Linked DNA regions of Mus musculus: region 1 is linked to region 2. Evidence: chromatin loops called from intact Hi-C (ENCODE). Cell type or tissue: left cerebral cortex. All regions are shown on one strand. Each heading gives the region's core, and the rest is flanking DNA. Links, peaks and the distances in the headings are about the cores only. Region 1 has its middle 62 kb from the start of Gm51794. Region 2 overlaps Sash1 (SAM and SH3 domain containing 1).

The links. A loop is a pair of places that touch in the nucleus more often than their neighbours do. Peaks named below come from ENCODE experiments on the same cell type or tissue, not always from the same donor. Only the 100,000 strongest peaks of a DNase experiment are listed, where the experiment ranks them.
Region 1: a loop joins it to region 2, with 4 times the contacts of the local background. A loop is called at or near these places in 12 of 42 quality-filtered maps.

The regions. Positions count from the first base shown.
Region 1 is chr10:9,065,822-9,075,632 of GRCm38, reverse strand. No RefSeq gene overlaps it. Among named protein-coding and RNA genes, the nearest start is that of Gm51794, 62 kb to the right of the region's middle. In left cerebral cortex, for the core only: a CTCF peak has its summit at 3,786 (motif pointing right); a DNase peak (open chromatin) is centred at 3,793.
Region 2 is chr10:8,789,914-8,799,724 of GRCm38, reverse strand. The region is part of intron 4 of Sash1 (SAM and SH3 domain containing 1); the gene reads left to right. Among named protein-coding and RNA genes, the nearest start is that of Gm25410, 29 kb to the left of the region's middle. In left cerebral cortex, for the core only: CTCF peaks have their summits at 4,181 (motif pointing right) and 7,165 (motif pointing left); DNase peaks (open chromatin) are centred at 4,176 and 7,155.

The DNA.
Region 1 (9,811 bases), core at 615-8,614, 280 kb before region 2:
CCATTTGTTAATTATAGACATCTATGAAAGTCCTACTTATCAGGTCTTGGCTTCTATGGCTTCTATATGTACACACACACACAAATGCACAAATGCATACAAACACACAAATGCACAGAGAGAGAGAGAGAGAGAGAGAGAGAGAGAAAGGGGGAGGGTCTTTCCTTACTTTTGATAATGTTTAATAACAGTTTTTTATTCATAGCAATGTTATATTGCTACATGTTTATAATTAAGTGCTGCTTACAAGTGATCATGTGCAGGACTATAACCCCGAGTCTTTTCTCGACTTTTCCTGTTTCTCTGGATTGAATGACTGCTGGGTCTCCCTGTATGTTTGCTTAATTTCCTTTATACTCATAACAAATTCAATCCAAAATTTTTCAAAAGAACAATAAAAAATTCTTCCTGATACTGTCAAATAATCAGATAAATAATTTCCTCTAGGTCTTTATAAACATTTCGCTTGAACTCTGCTCTCTTGCTCAAATCTAGTGTTTGTTCTGGAAACTTCCCTCACTATCATTCCAGGAATCTCTCCTACTCTCAACTCTCTTGTGTCAGATTTGCTTCCTGGGACTCTTACATTTCTCTTACTTGAATATCCCCTTGTTTCGGCAGAATACATGCACTAGCACAGTGACTCTCAACCTGTGGGTGGTAACCCCCTTTGGGGGGCATCCAATGACCTTCACTCAAATCATGCTTCTATCCCAGGACTAAGCCCTGAACACATGTGCTTCTGGGTATATTTCGTATCCAAACCAAACAAACCTATTTCATATTATCAAAGGGTATTTTGCGCCCCACCCCCACCAACTCCAGACATCCTATGGATGTTTTTGTAAGTTATAAGGGCATTCATAGTGAGCCTTTAGAACTCTTTTTTCCTTCTCCGAAAAAAAAAAAGTGGGAGTTTAGGAACGGAAGAGATGACTTCTCAGTTAATCATACCAGCTGCTCTTGCAGAGGACTCCAGTTCTGGTTCCAGCACTGACCTAGAGGCTTTAGGTCCATAATTCCAGTTCCATGTGATCTGGTGCCCTCTTCTGGCCTCCTCTTCTGGCACCAGGTATGTATGTTGTAGACTTACATACATGTTAGCCAATCATTGAGACACTAGACACTAAAATAAAAATAAGTAGATTATCTTTTTAGCAGAAGAGGAGGAGGAAAAGAAGAAGAAGAAGAAGAAGAAGAAGAAGAAGAAGAAGAAGAAGAAGAAGAAGAAGAAGAAGAAGAAGAAGAAGAAGAAGAAGAAGAAGAAGAAAAAGAAGAAGAAGAGGAGGAGGAGGAGGAGGAGGAGGAGGAAGAGGAAGAGGAAGAAGAAGAAGAAGAAGAAGAAGAAGAAGAAGAAGAAGAAGAAGAAGAAGAAGAAGAAGAAGAAGAAGAAGAAGAAGAAGAAGAAGAGGAAGAGATACTGACATCTCATTTTGTTTATCAGTTTCCTCACAGGGCCCCATAACCATTGCCATGTCTCTCATACCTAAGATGCATGTGTTAAAATTCTGGCCAGAAGGTCTTGTGTACAAATGATGCTTTCATCGGGCCAGAGGACCTTAGCATCACTTTAGAAGAATTCCTATAGTAATCAGACTCCATACTCTAACACGTCATCTAATCTCTGTTGCCTGGAAGCCATAACCCTGATAGCAGCATTCTGAGAAGCAAGGGGGACACCAAGCAAAGGCCTGGAGAAGGGTCTTTCTCCCTCCAGCTGCCATGACACCAGACTCCAGGGAGAACCACCCTTCCTACTGTTCCAGATTTGGGTCAGTGTCTGTTTTCTGCCCTCCCCCTCTCCCTTAGCCCTTGCCTGCTTACAGCATTTGTGTTGTTCACCTTTTAGAAAGCTTTGGACAAGCTAGTAGGACTTAATTAAAAGTCTGGCCCTCTCTTGAATGGATATATTTTCCATAGTAGAATGCATTCCAATTGCCTTCTATGCTATAATTGTACTAGGAGAGAGGTGAAGGCAGACTCTATGCAAAGCAAGAGTTCTCTGGTCAAGGAGTGATAGATACAATTTGACTCTTGCTTCTAGTTTCTCTTGTGGCATACGAAATATGATCTTCATTCTGATTTAATTTTCTGATTGTTTATTATCCAACTCTACATGCATTTTAAGGCCCCCTTAAAGCTAGCTGCTTTGTGCCACCTACTGTTTGGTATAGTTCTTAATAGCCTATAAACATAGTTGTGTTACTTGTAGTTACTTATAGAAGGTCAGCCCCAGGGGCAGGGACTATTTCTTACCCATCTTCATGTCTTCTACATCCCTAGAACCTACCAGAATAGCTGTACCAACACTGGAACTAATAAATGTCTGGTGATAAGGGGAGGGAGAAAGGGAGGCAGGGAGAGAGGGAGGGGAAGAAGAGGAGGGGAGAAATGGAAAGAGAGAAAGAGAGACATGGGGCAGAGAAGGAGGAGAGAGAGAAGAGAAAGAAGAGAGGGGAGGATGAGAGCGAGAGAACAGGCCACATAACTAGAGGAAACCCTGAAGGTATGTTGCATGCCATAGCATCTTTCAACTAAAGTACTTGTGTGCCTCTGAATGAAGGTCATCTGCTACTGAGGGATCTGCCCAGGGTGTGAGTGGTGGTGAGGAGAGAGATCATAATTTTTCTCTCTACCTCTGGCTTATCTCCAAGATGTGTTTGCCTGGTCACTAAGCCCACTCCGCTCAGAGCTAGGTGCCCCTTAGACTGTACAGGAGTGGAGGTTTGCTTCTAGCCATGCTAAGAGTAAATATCCATTTAACCAAACAAATAATTCAACAAATGATGGGCAAATTTAATAGAAATGGTACTCCTGGTAGAATTTCCAATGTAGGTAAAACGGATTTGAGAAAGTACCCTTGGAAACTAATTATGATTTCTTGGATAGTTTTTCTCGGAAAAAGCATTTTCAGTTGCAAATGACTAAGCTCTACGTAAATGTTTGTGACGTGCTCAGTCATACGCCAAGGACTGGTTGTATTGTGTTTGTAGTCCATCTGGGGCCGTGAGGAAAGAAGGAAAAAAATCAAATCATCAACTGGATAATATCACCATTGGGAACAACAAACCCAAAGCAACAAAATGGTCTATAATATGGAATATCATGTCAGAATGCTGATAAACATGCTTTACAGTTTGTGGCATTTGTAGGCTGGCTTGAAGTCTACAAGGAAAACTGTTTAGGCATGGAACTGGGGAGAGGGTAGGGTCAGGATGGAACTGGGAAGAAGGTAGGGTCAGGATAGAACTAAGAAAAAGGTAGGGTCAGGATAGAACTGGGAAGAAGAGAGGGTCAGGAGGGCCGGGAAAGATGAGTCCAGGGCATGGAAATTGGGGAGGAGCAAACCATAGTTTAGAAGAGTATAACATTTTCAAAATATAAACAATCTCAAGCCCACAGGGAATTGGAAGACATAATTAATAAAAATCCTCACATGTTAAAAAAAAGTCTTGAAATTGTGTTGCATGAGTCTACTAGGCTGCATTTTCTAATTCCCAGGGAGTGAGATACCATGACTTACAAATTCAGTCAAAAATGTGAATGGCGCTGTGTGGTATGCCACTTAAAGAGTGCTTTAGTGATCGCTCAGGACCTTTAAAAAATGCAGCAGAGCTTCATGGATGCACTGAGAATGGATTGGTGGTGGACGTGCCTAGATCATAGATTCATGCTTCCTAGGAATTTTCTATCCTTCTTTTGAATGTACTATGTTATCCAATTCAGTCCTTCAAAGTGAACTGAAGACAGAAGGTAGACTTTCAGAATTTTGAAACTATCCCTTAACACAAGGGGGCGCGACGGAGCCGTTGCTATTGGCTTCCAAAAATCAGTGACTAAGAACACAAGAAAACAAAACAGGCAGCTTCCTCAAAAATAATCCAGATAAAGACAAAATTCCCTAAAACTAAAATCATGTGGTCAAAGGCTCTGTGCTCAATTATATCTTTGAGTGTCTGAGTACTTTTCATTTCACATCTATGTACACACACACAATTATTTTGCTAATGTCTTTAATAATACCTTTTATGTTATTGTGAACTTATTAGTGATTTTCAGTTAAGACAAGATAGGTAATTACCATGTAGTTATAACAATAAACACATAGGTACCATTAACATGGAGTTGACAAATGCAAACTGTATGTATGTGTGTTGCACGCTATGACTTTTCTATAGGTGTCCAGCATGAAATGGTGAAAATCAAGCTAAACAGGATATGCTTACCCATAAACTGGATGTGTTATTTGGGGTTGCAAGAATTGCTAACGTTTCTTCGCAATCCATTGCTGTTAAAAATAATTTAATGACCCTCCAAATTAGATGTCTATAATTGTTAATACTTCTTTTACTGAGGATATAGTCTGCTTGCTAAATAATTCTTTTGTATGAATTCCTTCTCCCTGTTTTCTTTTTTTCTTTTTCTTTTTTGGTTGAGGCTGAGGTGGTTGCTTGGCTTTGGGTTTTTTTTTTTTTTTTTAGAATTTAGTACATGAATACAGTGTTTACATCACTCACCCCTCCTCTTCCCCCCCCCAATTTGTTCCCATGATCCTCTTCATACTCCTGACTTCCTCTTCTTTATTACTGTTACATGCATGCACACATTTTATACATACACACACACACATCACACACCACACAGTCTACTACGTTCGTTCAGTGTTGCTTATATGAATATGTGTTTAGGATTTACCACTTGGGATTAGGTGAGCTATCAGGAAGCTCATGCCTAGGGCAGCCCATTTCTCCCTCTCTCTGCAGCCATCGATTGCTGTAGCTCTTCACCTAAGGGTAAGGCTCTGTGAGATGAGTTCTTTCATTTTATAGAGCATATGTACTTCCAACGGAAGGGAAGTCACAGTCCTTCAGTTTGTAACGCAAAGCCGAAGCACAGGTTGCTAATTTTTTTGTCATGTTTGTATGTTAAGTAAACTTGATTTATGTTTCTTAATAAGTGAATGGTAACGACTGATGCTGAACTGCTAACCAAATACTTCTTCCTTTAAAAATGCAAGACGTCTTTGACTGCCCCACACCACACCCCACACCCTGTTGAAGCTCAAACCTCTCAAACTGCTTTGCAGATAGTGACAAACATTAAAGCCTTTTTCTCCAGGTACTCTTAAGAATTTATTAGCTACCAGAGCGATTGTGTGCTATCAGTAAATGAAAAAAATAAAATTCAGGGATATGTTTAAAATCCTACTTGCTAAGAGTCTAATTTTTTTCAGGGACTGAACACAAATTTTCAACTGGAAATGTCCCCCTCTTCAGAGGAGGTGTGAAGGCCCTAACTCTGACCCTTGTCCTACCTCATCCTTCACTTCAGGCTCCCAGAAAATCTGTTTATTTGTAAAGCCACCTTGCTCTGGAGATAAGGATGGATTGAAGATATCACCTGCCTGGGTGTATTTTGTACAGTAGCACAGCCCTTCCGTTAGCCTTATCCCCCTGACCTTTCTTAGCAACTAGAAGTCTCGGGCCTTTCATACAAGCACCAGACATCACGGGCCACCTAAACATACAGAGCTGCATGACATGATCTTCAGACTCCCTCATCCCTGGTTTAGGGAGAGAGATCATGGGACACGGGGACACGGGGTCGTGTGAGGGAAGCAGGCCATTTCCATCACGGGCAACCCACTCTGCTGGGCTACAGCGCACTGTCCTCCACAGTGATGAGCTCGGAAGAAGGTGTTTGCCCTGAAGCGTGTCCCTTAAACGTGGTAATTATTTTTCTTCAAAGGGAAAAGGCAGTCAGTATCATTCGCTGGCTCACCAGCTTTTTCTCCTTGATGACAACAGTGAGTTCGGCCTGATTTCCTATTCTCCACAATCACTGAGCAGAGAAGAAGCAGCCATTAGCAGGGGTTCCCAGTTGACCTCCAGCTAAATTGTTGTTCCTTTCCCTTTTTGCCTTTCTTTCAGACTGAGAGGGGGAGGAGAGAGCAGCTCTATCTAAAACGGGGAGGTAAAGGGAAGCAAGCAGGTGCAGGCTGTCTGACAAAGGATGGAAGAATCTTGAGGGGACAGTGTTCTTAATCTGACGGCTCTTCTAGCTGTCCTGGCTTTTGAGTGTGTGAATAGAAAAATGAGTTATTACAGCTGTTCAGCCCAGGAATGAAGTCAGTAAGCGATGAACTATAAGTCTATTGTCCTACAGTTCTTGAATTTTTTGAGTCTGTATTACTTAATATTTTTTAATTCAAGGCAAAATGCTGGGGAGTTAGCTCTGACATACTAACCATCCCCGTTGGTAGCTTTCTCCCAGGATAACCTAGCAACCACATGACAATCAGAGGATTTCATATTCCCATGCTTGACTCTTGCTAGGTCAGGGATAGCCTATAGCACCCTCCATCCCCAGGATGTAGATCAGAGTGAGCCAAAGCTCAGTTCGATGTCATCTCAAAGAAACTCCTCTCAGGCAGCAAGGACGGCTTGGAACTTAGAGGAGAGTACATTACTTTCCAACGATTGGTATTGAAAATAAAGCAACAGACAATGAGAGCCGTTTGAGGAGATTGGATGCTCTCTTCTTATAACTTTTGGAGCATTTTATGTCACCGGAGAAAACCTTAGAGGTGTTTTTCAGTGGTGCTGTGTAAGATGAATTTCTCTTAATCGTCTACCTCATTGCTATTACACATGAGCTCAGCTTGAGGAGTCAAGGAGGCAACATAACGGCTAATAACACGCGCTGCTAATGGCGGCTGAGTAGCTTAGGTTAACATAAATGCAGTGGAGTTGGAGGTGTAGAGCTAGCTACAATTAATCTCAAGTAGAACCCAAATAAAGGTAAAAAACATCAACACCAACAATAGCACCCTCCATTCATGTCACAGAAAGATGAGTTAAGGATTGTCTTTGTTAAATACAGTGCTTTTAATTGTAATTTTAATTGTAATTGTAGATAATTCCTTATACAGTGAAAATTGTGTTGTCCCTTGTGTCCCTGGTGACAAACGTTGTGTATACTCAACACCCCTGTGACTTTTCTAAATTTACTACTAAAAGCTGGACACAAACTGTAGCTAAAAGGGCAATCAAGATTCTATGCATGTTCATTAATGTGCTATGTAAAGACATTGTCTTCTTTTCATTCAATTTTTAACATTTTATAAACTCAAATCTGAATCAGTGGTGTCACTCGCCTGTAATTCCAGCACTACAGAAGATGAACCAGGAAGATCACAAGTTCAAGGCCAACCAGGACTATACATCAAAGTCAAAGAATGTTGGGCTAATAGTAAGATCCTTTCTTTAATAGATAGATAGATAGATAGATAGATAGATAGATAGATAGATAGATAGATAGATAGATAGTAAGATGGATGGATAGATAGATAGATAGATAAATGGATAGATAGATAGATAGATAGATAGATAGATAGATAGATAGATAGATAGATAGATAGATAGATAGATAGGATGTATATGTATAGGTTCACATATGTTCTCAAGATCTTGATTTCTGCCAGGTTTGAAGATCTTCTGCTGCCTACTAATGTTTGAAAGTAATGTCCTGAGACTGGAGACTCACTCGGTATTTGTCTAGCATGCACAAAACCTTAGGTTTGATTCCAGCACTATATAAAAATCAGATGGCACAAACCTATAATGCCAGCACCCGGGAGGAAGAGGCAGAAGGATCAGAAAATCAGTGTCATCCTCACTATTTATCCCAGCTGGCCTGAGATGCCAGCCTGAGATACCAGAGACCTTGAAGGGGAGCCAGAAGTAATGGGAAAAGAGATAAAGAGAAGTGAGAGAGAGCCTGTGTCCTAAATAGCAGATTAGAATTCTAGTCGTGAATTTTTATCTTTCCCAAGCTTATCATTTGTCAATTGCTTTCTTCCTGCTATCATTTCAAGAACAGACTTTCTGAATTTTAACATGTCATTTGTCAAGTCCTCCCCACCCCCTTTGGGAATTCTTGCCTTTATCTCTTGGGTAACAAATTGTTTTTGATCTTGTGATCATAAAGATGATTTCCTGTAGTCTCTTAGAGTGTCATGCTAGTAATTATTGTTTGTACATTTAAATATTAAATTCACTTGGAATTAAATAATATATATGATAAGCAATAGGCATTCAATTTCATTTTTCCTACCTTAATGACAAACAACCCCTGTACCATTTATTGTAAAGCAATTTCTTCCCTGTGGACTAAAAGGGAAGAAATCCCATTACTCAGGATTGTGATTGCCTCTTCCTAGGATCCCTGTTCCATTACTCCAATTGTCTCTTTCTGGGCCAACCGTGCGCAGTTTTACAAGACAGATATAGGGAAAGCTTTCCTAATTTACTCAGGGATCTGCAAAGATGGGGAGCAAGGAAAATAGCTGGAAATTTTAAAGAAATGGTAGACAGAACTTCACTCTCTCATTCATTCATTCATTCATTCATTCATTCACTAAAAAATGATACTTATCATGTTTCTGAGAAGTCTTAAGTGTAGCTGAATAACTCACAATCACTGCACCCCAAAGAAAGACCCCTGGGAAGGGAGGCAAGCAAAGAATTCCATTTCATTCTGTTCTGAGCCAGAGCAAAGACTGCATGCCACGCTGTGAGCACCTAGGGAAAGCAAACAATCATGCCAGGAACACTTAGACAAATCTTTGCGGTTTTATCCAATAAATGGTAGTTTCAAGGTAGCCTAAAGACATCAACTGGCATTTTTTCAGGAGAGAAGAATGGAATTGCAGCCAAGAAAACCTCATACAGGTGTGAAAGCACCCAGCTTATTTCATAAGGAAACATCAAACACAGGAGAACAAACTAGAAAGGGAGGCAAAGGCCACAAGGGGAAGACTCTGTCTACCCAGCTGACCTTGAGAGAAAAACTTGGGATGTAAGCCAAAAGATAACGCCTCTCTGGTGATGTGTTTGGTCATGCTAAAGCAAAGATGAATGTAACGTCATGTCAAGGCCACCCCTGTTAAGACTGGTACAGAGGCAGAAGTGAGCCAAATTGAAGATAGTCACAGTCTGAAAACAGTTGGAAAGAAAGCTCAAGAAGAAGGAAGACCAAAGTGTGGACGTTTTGATTCTTCTTAGAAGGGGAAACAAAATACTCACAGGAAGAAATATGGAGACAAAGTGTGGAGCAGAGACTGAAGTAAAGCCATCCAGAAACTACCCCATCTGGAGATCCATCCCATATACAGTTGCCAAACCCCGATGGTATTGCAGATGCTGGGAAGTGCTTGCAGACCAGAGCCTGATATAGCTGACTCCTGAGAGGTTCTGCCAGAGCCTGACAAATACAGAGGTGGATGCTCAGAGCCAACCATTAGACTGAGTGTGGAGTCCCCGGTGGAGGATTTGGAGTAGGAACTGAAGGAGCTGAGGGAGTTTGCAGGCCCATGAAAGGAGCAACAGTGTCAACTGGCCAGACCTCTCGGAGCTTCTAGGGACTGGACCATCAACCAAAGAGTACACATGAAGGGACCCATGGCTCCAGCCGCATATGTGGCAGAGGATGGCCTTGTTGAACATCAGTGGGAAGAATGGCCTTAAGGCCTGAGGGGGTTCAATACCCCAGTATAGTGGAATGCCAGGGCAGGAAGACAGGAGTGGGTGGGTGGGTGAATGGTGGAGCACCTTCATAGAGACAGGGGGAGGGGAGTAGAATAGGGGGTTTCCAGAGGGAAGACCTGGAAAGAGGATAACATTTGAAATGTAAATAAAGAAAATATCCAATAAAAGAAAAAATTCAGGTTGAGAGAGAGAGAGAGTAAATGTCAACAAAGTTTCAACCTTGAGTAACTAAGTAGGTGGGACATCACTTCCATTTGGAAGCA
Region 2 (9,811 bases), core at 781-8,780:
TTGGTACCTTCACCTGCGTACTTCTCAGGGTCCCCATGGGCCTGAAAGATGATGAGTTATGCATGCCAACCGCCCAGACCAGTGCTTTGTGAAAGTTTGTCTTCTGTTGCTTTCTTTTCATTGTGTTTGGTTGTTTTGTGTTTAGACAGAGCCCTGTCTTACTGTGCTGTAGCTCAGGTTACGATTCATGACCTTCCTGCCTCAGCCTCCGAGTACTCGGATTACCTGGGATGGACTACCATGACTGACTCTCACTCTGTCTCTCTCTGTCTGTTTCTCTCTCTCTTACTTCACTAACCAACTGTGTTTGTTATGAATATACCCTCAGGTTAATATACCCTCAGCACTGACAAATAGCTGCACATTCTCCTATAGCCAGGACCCTGTAGGGCAGAATTCCAAGACTGGTTGAGCTGGAATTCCTTCCTCTCTGCTACACCATCAAGTGTGATTCCCTTCCTTATGGTAACTGATGACTACTTAGGTATGCATCCTGTGTTTCAGACACAGTAGAGAAGGAGAGCAAAGGAAGAGGGTGTATATATTGAGATAGTTCTTTTAATCACACAAATGCTAACTTTCTTAAAACTACCAGAAAATTCTAGCGTTTCTTTCCTTCGTGAGGGGATACTTGATCTCCCTTAGCTGCAAGGGAGTCCAAGAAAATGTTTCACAGAGTACGCTGCCCACCCAGCCCAAATCATGACTCTATCTAGCAGGAAGAAAGAAAATGAGAAAAGTTATTGAGTTAGAAGGCAAGTTAATTTATTACCTTAGAGCAAGTTAATGAAATCTACTTGATTAATTGTGGACTCATGGAAGCTGTGTACTGGACTGTGATGTAGTTCCCTCATCAAGTAACACAGAACTTCATTATCTCTACCAAGCAAACAACAAGCCATCATTGACATCATTTTTATATGAAAATAATCGGTCATGATTCCTTTCTATATGATCTTACTTAAAATATTATGGGCCATCCAGTGTGTCATAAAGATGTTCTGAAGATTGATTGCTTCATTTGGAGGAACTGGAAAGGCATTTATCATAGATACTGGGTTGCATTCTGTTACTATCAATGATTATTACCAGCAAAGCTAGCATCCATGTATCCCTTTTTATAGTCACTTCTTTCTTAGTTCTGAACCATTGAGTCACAAATGAAGAAAAATAGGAGAGCTGGAGATGTAGCTCATCACTTGGTAGAGTGCTTGCCTACAGAGCATGCATAAGGCCCTTGGTACCTCCTCGAGCAATGTATTAAGCCCTATGTGATGGTGCATGCCTGCTATTCTAGCATTCAGAAGGTGAAGACAGAGGGATTGGAAGTTCAAGATCACCCTTGGCTAAACAGTAAGTTTGAGGCAGCCTTGCCTACATTCGAATCTGTCCAAGACAGGGAAACAGAGATACAAAGAGGAAGGGGGAAGAGACAGAAGAAAATAAGGGAAAAATATGGCCCATATGGAAAAGTAAGCCTCAGTGAGAGGCCCCTGGGAATTGAGGGACAACATGCCGATAAGGATATAAACAAACCTGTCCTGGATTTGGTTTTTGCATGTCTCTAACCCTTAACCTGAAACCATGTCACAAGGTGATTTCCTCCATCCTTCTGCCCGTAAGTCCTGGCCTTCATAAGCCTGTAGCCCGGACACAGTCGGGCCTCAGACTTCCACTGTGGATAGATGGCATTTGGCTGCTCGCCAGATGTGAAAGTTTTGCATTTCTGCCAGTGACCTGCCTGAATCATTAACTTGCAGGACAAGTTACTAGCTGGTGCATGAAAAGATGGACATCCGTTGAGTGCATCTCTGTGAAGGGTTTTCAGTTGCAGAAGGCTTGGAACTCTGCTTTTTGGCTTGGAGAACTTGTCCACCCCAGAGGTGCCAGAGAACCCAAGCTGAGAAGGCAAAGAACATTTTAAGAAGGTTTGAGAGAAGCATGAGTCAAAGCCGAGGAAGAAGAGCTACTGCTCTTCATCGGGTTTTTATTAAGTTAGTGCTTAGCATGTGTAGGCATGCGCTACGCACCATGCAGGTCATCTCCTTGTTTTCTGAATCCAGTGTCCTTTTGAGACATCTCATGAAAGGAGTAGCCTTACTTAAAGTGGTTTTGAGGATAATTAGAACCAAGGAAATTATGGAAAAGAGATGAGGTAGAAAAAGTTACAATTGTAAAAGGTCATAGATTGAGATTTCAAATGTCTTCCATGTGCGTTCAGCAGTTTCTGGGCCTAAGAATTTATGCCATGTGGTAACAGGACCTTGTCCTTTCTTTTCTGAGCTGTGATAAAATGCCTTACCAAAAGCAGCTTAGGGGAGAAAGGCTGTTTGTTTGTTTCACTTGTAATTCCAGGTTGCTGTCAGTCATTGCAGAAAAGCTAGTGTAAACACTCAAAGCAGCTTATCTAGATCACATGCAAGAGTAGAGGGAGAATAAGTTTATGCATACTTGTATAGAGCTATGTTTCTTTACTCCTACAGTGTAAGGCTCCCTGCCTAGGGAATGGTGCCACTCGTAGTGGGCTGAATCTTCACGGATCAGTGTATGTGTAATCAAGACAATCTCCCACAAACATGCACACAGGTCAACCTGATCTCCGTAGTCCTTCATTAAGACTGTTTATCCTTGGGTGATCCTAGGTTGTGCCAAGTTGACAATTAAAATTAACCATCCCAGATCTGTAAATAGCAGAATTAAAGAGTGGGTTGGTTGTACTGTTGTGACAACAATTATATTTCATAAACTTGAAAAGCCTGCCATTACTTGTAGAAAGTTAATGTGACATAATTGATGGATTCAAATAATTTTCTAGGAAATGTATCCATATTGAAAAAACTTCTCAGCCTTAGTAAAAAGAAATTAATATATACTGTTCTTTACCAAGCTAAATACTGGACTGGGAGACAGTAGGATATAAAAACTTTTAAAAAGTCTTTAAATTTTAGACACAGACACACACACACACACACACACACACACACACACACACACACACTGATACCCTCAGAGGCCAGAAGAAGGCGTGGGGTTCCCCAGAGTCACAGGTGGTGGTTGTCAGCTGCTTGATGTAGATGTTAGGGCCCTGATGCTGGACCTGTGAAGAGCAGCAAGCACTCTTACCAGTGAGCCATTGCTTCCACACACCCGACAATAAGATATAAACAAATGGAAATAATATCACGCCACAAATAAACCGAAGAACATTTGACTTCGCACTCCATCACCGAGTGTATGTTATGTTGGGATTCTAATAAGTCGCTTCTAGAAATGAGAAAAAGAAATAACTATGTCAAAATACTGGAGAGGAGTTGACATGAAAACAAATTAGCACTGAGACAGTTCAGTGACCAGAAATGGCTTAGTCTAGCGGAGGCGGTGTATGCCAGAGTTGTGTGCTGGAGCCGCAAAGGTGAGCTTTGTAGAATACGCTGGAGGCTTCAGTTTGCCTATGGCTCTGATGGATATTTACATAGGTGTCATTTACAAGGATATTCCCAAGGGGCAGGCACCACAGAAGGTGTTTCCATTTATGCACTCAGATCATCTACCAACAGCCTAGTAAGGTAGGAGCCATTTTACTATAGCTACTTTACCCAGCGTCATCAAGGTGTGAATATGCCTCTCCCCAAATCTGCTTGACTTCACAGCATGTGACTCTTATCCTGGGATGGGCTTGTTGCCTTGGATTTCACACTACACGAGGCGCCTTGATCATTTATGGAGGTGACTTTTTACTTTGTTAAGCAGAAAGCCAGAAACTACAGGCCAAAGCTGAGAATGGTGGCTTGTACCTACAGTCCCAGAAATCTGGGACCTGAAGGTTGCTGTGGATTTGACACCAGCATGGTCCACAGTGTGAGATGCTCTCTCAGACAAAACAAAAAGCCAGCAAGCTGAACTAAAGACAAGAAGAAGAAAGTTCTAGCTGAGAAAGGACTCTGAAATGAAAAACAAACAAAACATGTCTGAATAAGAGAGTGTTTTGACTGGGTTGATAAAATATGACTGGTGTTGCTGTTTGCAGTAGATGTTTATGGAGTTCTAAGACTCCGGGGGAGAATTACTCTCCCTCACAGTTGGAGAATTGACTGCACTGAGATGTGTGTGAAATGCAGACTTTCCACTAGGAAGGCCCACGGTTGGCCTCAAGCAAGAGACTTACGCAGGACTGAGCACTAGGGGGCGCCAGCCTCTGTCTCTTCCCAACCTTGAAAGTGAGCGTTTCCTTACTGCCCAGGCTTTCTGTCTCTGACCTCACTTCAGTCTTGTCCCTGCAGCTGGGTGACCTCTTGAGTTTTTATGGCAGGTAGTAGATGGTATTAGCTGAATATTGTTCCGTGTTTATTTCTATTAAATAGAGAAGAATGTTCACGAGATAAAAAATGGATTTGCTATCTTATGGGTAATATTCATTAGGCCAGGGGCGATGGCTCAGTTTGTATATTGTTTGCCTACCGTGATTATGGGGTGGGTGGCGCCTTCCTATAGTCTCAGTGCTTGGGAGATGGAGGCAGAAAAAAGGAGAAATTCAAAGCCAGTCTTCAGCCACATATCAAGTTAGAAGCCAGCCATGGGACACGAAACTCTGTCTCAGAAAATTTGCATATAGAAGTGGACACAAAGTCCCACTGCTAGCCAAGAAGCTATCATAGTTGATAACCAAAAAAAAAAAAAAAAAAAATCAGTTACTTTTGCCCAGTGGACTATATCAACCACACTGCAGTGCAGGCCCCATCCCTGGAGGGTAAAGAATATGACAAAATCGTGTATAAGTTCTCCAAGAATAAATAAAAACATTAAAAATACCATACATATCTAGTATGTATATATTACCAAGCACAATATCAATTATACTTACGTAGCTCACAAAAAGGAAATTGCTTTCTTTAAGATCAGTCAGCTGTTTTTAAGACAAGAGTCTAGCTGTATAGCCCAGGCTAGCCTTGAACTCTTGCCTCTGCCTTTCTAATGCTCAAAGTGTAGCCCCAAACTATCACACACCTAGCAAGGCTCTTTCTCAGCCTTACCACCATGTAGCACAGCTATGTCCCTTCTCTGTTTCCCGAGGAGCAGGTGACTAGCTTTGGGGGCACTTGGGCAGCCTGTGGTGATGCTGGATAATAACAGGAACAGCAAGATCCCCGATTCAAAATTCAGCAGGGAGAAAACTCGCGCCGAAGTTTTATATCCTGAGATTTAAGATTATTGTGCCATAAAAAAAAATCTCTGTAAGTACAGGTTTCAAGTAATGTATAACATATGTTGCTTTTTACAAATTAGGTTATAACTGCATTTGTGTGTGTGCACAGGTATGTTTGTTTGTTTAGTTACAGTGAAGCGTCACTAAGCCTGGCATGGGGTAAGTTTAGGACTTTCTTTGAACGTCGACATTTATTGTGCTTTTGCTAAGTGCTGGTCTCCACATGTGAAAGTGAGATGGGTTGTTTTTGCCTGGGTGCACCTTAGGATACTTAAATGTAGCTACAAGAAGAAATGAGTCGGACACACTGTGGTCATTCTCTTTCCTTCCGTCAGCAGACCAGAAGGTGTCTCCGCAACATCCCCGCAGCCAGCTCCTCAAGTATCCCCGAAACACTTGGTTCTCACGTATCCATGTATGATTAGATTTGGGATCGGGAAACAGCATCTCGAGTTCTCGAGAGCAACTCGGTCCATTAGTCGTGACAGAGCAGGGCCAGTCTATTCTAGTGCGCCCTTGAAGTCCATCTCTTAGACGCAAGTGTGGTAGGCTAGTCCTTCCTGTGTGCACAGGCAAGAGACATGGAGGGATGAGAGATGCTGCAAGGCGCTGGGCTTGGCAATCGCGCAGGACATTTCTTGATTTTGAAGGTTGAATTCTACAGAGGCTCAGGGAATACATTCTGACGTGTGTCTATTCATCCTTCCAGTGGGTGATCTAATGAGGATGTCTTCACTAATGCAAGAAACTCCATAGAAAGTAGGGTAGCCTGTGTACAGCCTGGGCTGAGAGTGACGCAGCACTCTAACTATAAACACTGACAAGTTTTAACTCCAGCCTGTATGTATAGGAGTACACTGTAGCTGTCTTCAGACACACCAGATCCCATTACAGATGGTTGTGAACCACCCTGTGGTTGCTGGGAATTGAACTCAGGACCTCTGGAAGAACAGTTGGTGCTCTTAACCACTTAGCCATCTCTCCAGCCCCCAGTCTCTCTGTATTATACTCCACTGTCTCTATTGTTTTATAATATGACTAATATCTATTAAGCTTTTGTCTGCAGCTCTGGTCTCACATATGCTCCTGGCTCCTTCTCTCACCTCTCCCCCACTTGATGCCACTGGCCCAAGGTAGACTCTTACTTCGCTTCCGCCCTGTGTTCTTCCGCCTCGCTGGGGTGTGAATGTCACAGCCACTCCTGCTCTACTTGAAGAAGGCTACCTCTTCAGGGAGGTCTCCTACACCTGTCCATACTCCTCCCCCCCCCATCCCCACCCCCACACTACCCCCCACTGACCCTGCAGCCCTTCCTGCCTCCTCACCCCAGCCCCAAAGCTGCAAAGCTTCACCTGTCTCCTTTAGCCAATCTCCCTGTGGCCCAGCGAGTGCCTGACTCACTGGGGTCTGAATTCGAATGGAAGAAAGGAAGGATGGTTGGAAATGCCTGGACGAAGGAATGACATGGTCCACGTTCTGAGGATATGCGCCCTTGATTTCTTTCTTTTCTTAATCCAATAATTCCTTAAATTAGGAATTTTCTTAAATGAGTTTTGTCTTTAGAAAACAGCCAAAGTAGTTTAGGTATCTTAAGGAGAAATGTTCACATATTAGCAATGTAGGGGGGGTCTTAACCATAGTTTAGAAAACACGTTCACTCTGACTTCCTGCTGGAGAATTAAGACAGGCTTGTCCTGGATTTGAACCCGGGACCGCTTGACCTGTAAACAAGAAATCACATCCCCAGACTTATTGAGACTAGGTGCAATACCTTCAGCTATGCAGGTCCAAATGCTCTGTCCAAATGCATATGGTGTCACTTTTCTCTCTTGAGCGGTGGTGAGCTGAGGAGCCTCACACTAGCCAGTCCGTGTGTTGTAAACTTGTGAAAAATTAAAAACAAAATTCCACGCTCTAGATCACCGCTGAAAGAAGAATCTACAGTGCCATCTTCAGGCCATCTGGGGCAATGCAGGAAGTGTGGGTATGGACAAACCAGAGGATAAAATTACCCAACATGCATGATAATTTGAAGAGAGTGAATGAAAGTAACAAAGTCTGTACTTTGGGGTAGAGCCTATGAGTAGATTTTGTAATGTCTGGGTAGCAGTGAGAACGAGCCTGTCCTTAATGGCAAATTTGTAAGCATTTTTATTTATGGGAGTGGACATTAGCATTTGTCTGACAGTATGGAAAGATGGCTTTGGGATAGAAAGGAGCTTTCGAAAATAGCAAAGATAGGATTGAAATGATTAATCTTCATTCTACCCAGAGAGAGAAAGGCATACATTTCAAAGACAGCCAGGCCACAGCAGGCCACTTGGTGTAATCCCTAGGGACTGCCAAGTGGCCACCAAGCAACAAGCTGTCCATCTACCTTCCCTCGTGGGGACCATCACTTCCTATAAAATCGGAATATACATCGAGTGATAGTTAAAAGTCACTTAATCCATTAAGATCTACTATTCTCTGTCTTCAGAGGAGTTAAAGATTTCTGCAGACCATTTGCCTGAGAACATATTTCTTTCGGTGTAAGAAAAAATGGCTGGGGAGTTCTGACCTCATTGGTGCTGGTTTTAAGCAGCACTGCAGATATCTCACGTAGTTGGTTCTTAGCAATGGTCAGTATCGTTCAGATCCTAGGAATTCACGAACAGCCCAAAGATGATCACTCTTTGAAAGATTCCCTTCCTCCATGTCCTGCCACATAGCCAGCCGATGGCTCAGTCTTGACAGTCTCTGTTGGTCTCATAATTTACCTGTGGTCATGAGCCTGCAGTTGTCCCTGCTTTTTTGACTTCTGGTGTGTATTATTGTGTCACGTTGTGACAAGGACCAGAGAGGAAACAAGAGAGAAAGATTTGTTTGGGCTCCTGCTTTGGCTTGTTTGGGGACTGAGGTAAGATGGAGGCACGGAGAGCAGGAGGCATGCGGTGAGAACAGTGCTTACGTCACAATGTCTGGTAAATGTCGACTTACTGTGGAGTCCTTGATCACGGAGACTGTCACCTTGCCACTTTTTAGCCCATCTAGGCTTCAGCCTATTAGATAATAAAACCCATATTCAGGTGGGTGAGCCTTTCCCCTTAGTTCCCTATCTATGAGGACTTTCAGAGACGTATCTAGAAACGCTTTACTGATCTCCTTGTACCCTGCACTCCAGTCAAGACCAACCAGACCCCACCCGTCATCTTTGGATGCCTCCTTGTTTGCTTATTTGAGACAACTCCAGACTGGCCTTGGTGTAGTAGAGACCCTCCTGCTTTCACTTCCCAAGTGCTTCGATTACAAAAGAACACCAACTCCCGTCAGTGCTGTGCAGTGATGGGTCAAACCCAGGGTGTGCTAGACAGACATTCAAACAACCGAGGTAGGTTTTTGTCCCAGCAAGCATCCTTCTTCATAAACACCCACTCTCTAACCCAAAGCCTCATTTCTCCATACCTTTGTCCCTAATGTGATATTGTTAGATATATTTTGTCTGAATGTTTATAGAACTTAGAATGGCTACCGCTGGGCAGCCTTTTGGGTAGATGTGAGTTGAATCTCTTATTTTTGCAGTACAAAGGAGGAGGGAAAATAGAGTCTAGAGCTTTGGGAGAGGGGCGTAATTTGGTGATGGGTATGTTTTCTTACTGAAGTGGGACGGTGTATTTGTGTGGAGCACTATGTTACTCACGGGGTCTGGGTACCAACCCACCTGTCACCATCAGTGCCCGGACATCTAAGTAATGCCTTGATCACGGGGGTGGGGAGGAGGGGACTGCATGAGAAACCTCCCCTCTCCGTTCTGCCCCTTAAATCCTTGAGGCCCCTGGACCTGCAAGGTCTCTGTTAGATGTTTACAGTTCTGCCACGTTTCCTCTGACTGTTCTCAGTCTCATTTCTCAGTACCTGGCCTCACAACTGGCTTTCTGGGCAGCAGAGACAGTGTTTAGCCAAGCATCTTTTAAATCTTGCTTTTTGGCAGTGAACTTGGAGAGAAGATTTGGGTGTTAAGTCTCTAAGTTCCCAACTTCTCCTCTGATGCAAGCTCTTTGGCATGCCCAAGGGCACCAACGTTGTCCTCTACAGTTTGTATCCAGCGAATGAGGATTTTGATCTCATCTCTACTTGCCACCCGCCCCATGTTAATATTCTTTGCTTCTCCGACTATCGTGCTCTAAGTTGGTATTGTCTGAGTTCTTCCCAGAGAAGCGCCTCACTCACTGGCTGTTACTATTCCACATTACCTGGGGTTACCTGGGTCGGCTGTCTCACGCTGACAGCCTGGTTCAAGGTAGAATGCCAAACAGACACAGGTTGATTAACTTGGATGCATTAAAAAAAAATCTGCCATGGCTCCAAAGCATGAAGCTCTCACTGGCAGATCTCTGTCTTGATTTTGAGTCTTACAAGATCTGGCAAAACCAACTGTCACCCTTGCCAGTTGGAAGTCACCAACTACAGGAGCTCTCTACTGGCTGCCCCTCCACCTGGGCGTTGAGTCTGACTTTGACCGCATCTCCCACCTTCCCTGTGTACACAGATCTGTTTTCCAGCTGCCAAGCAGCCACTGTGCTGTGGTGTTGATATGGTTGCTCTGATGTACATACTCTTCTTCACTTA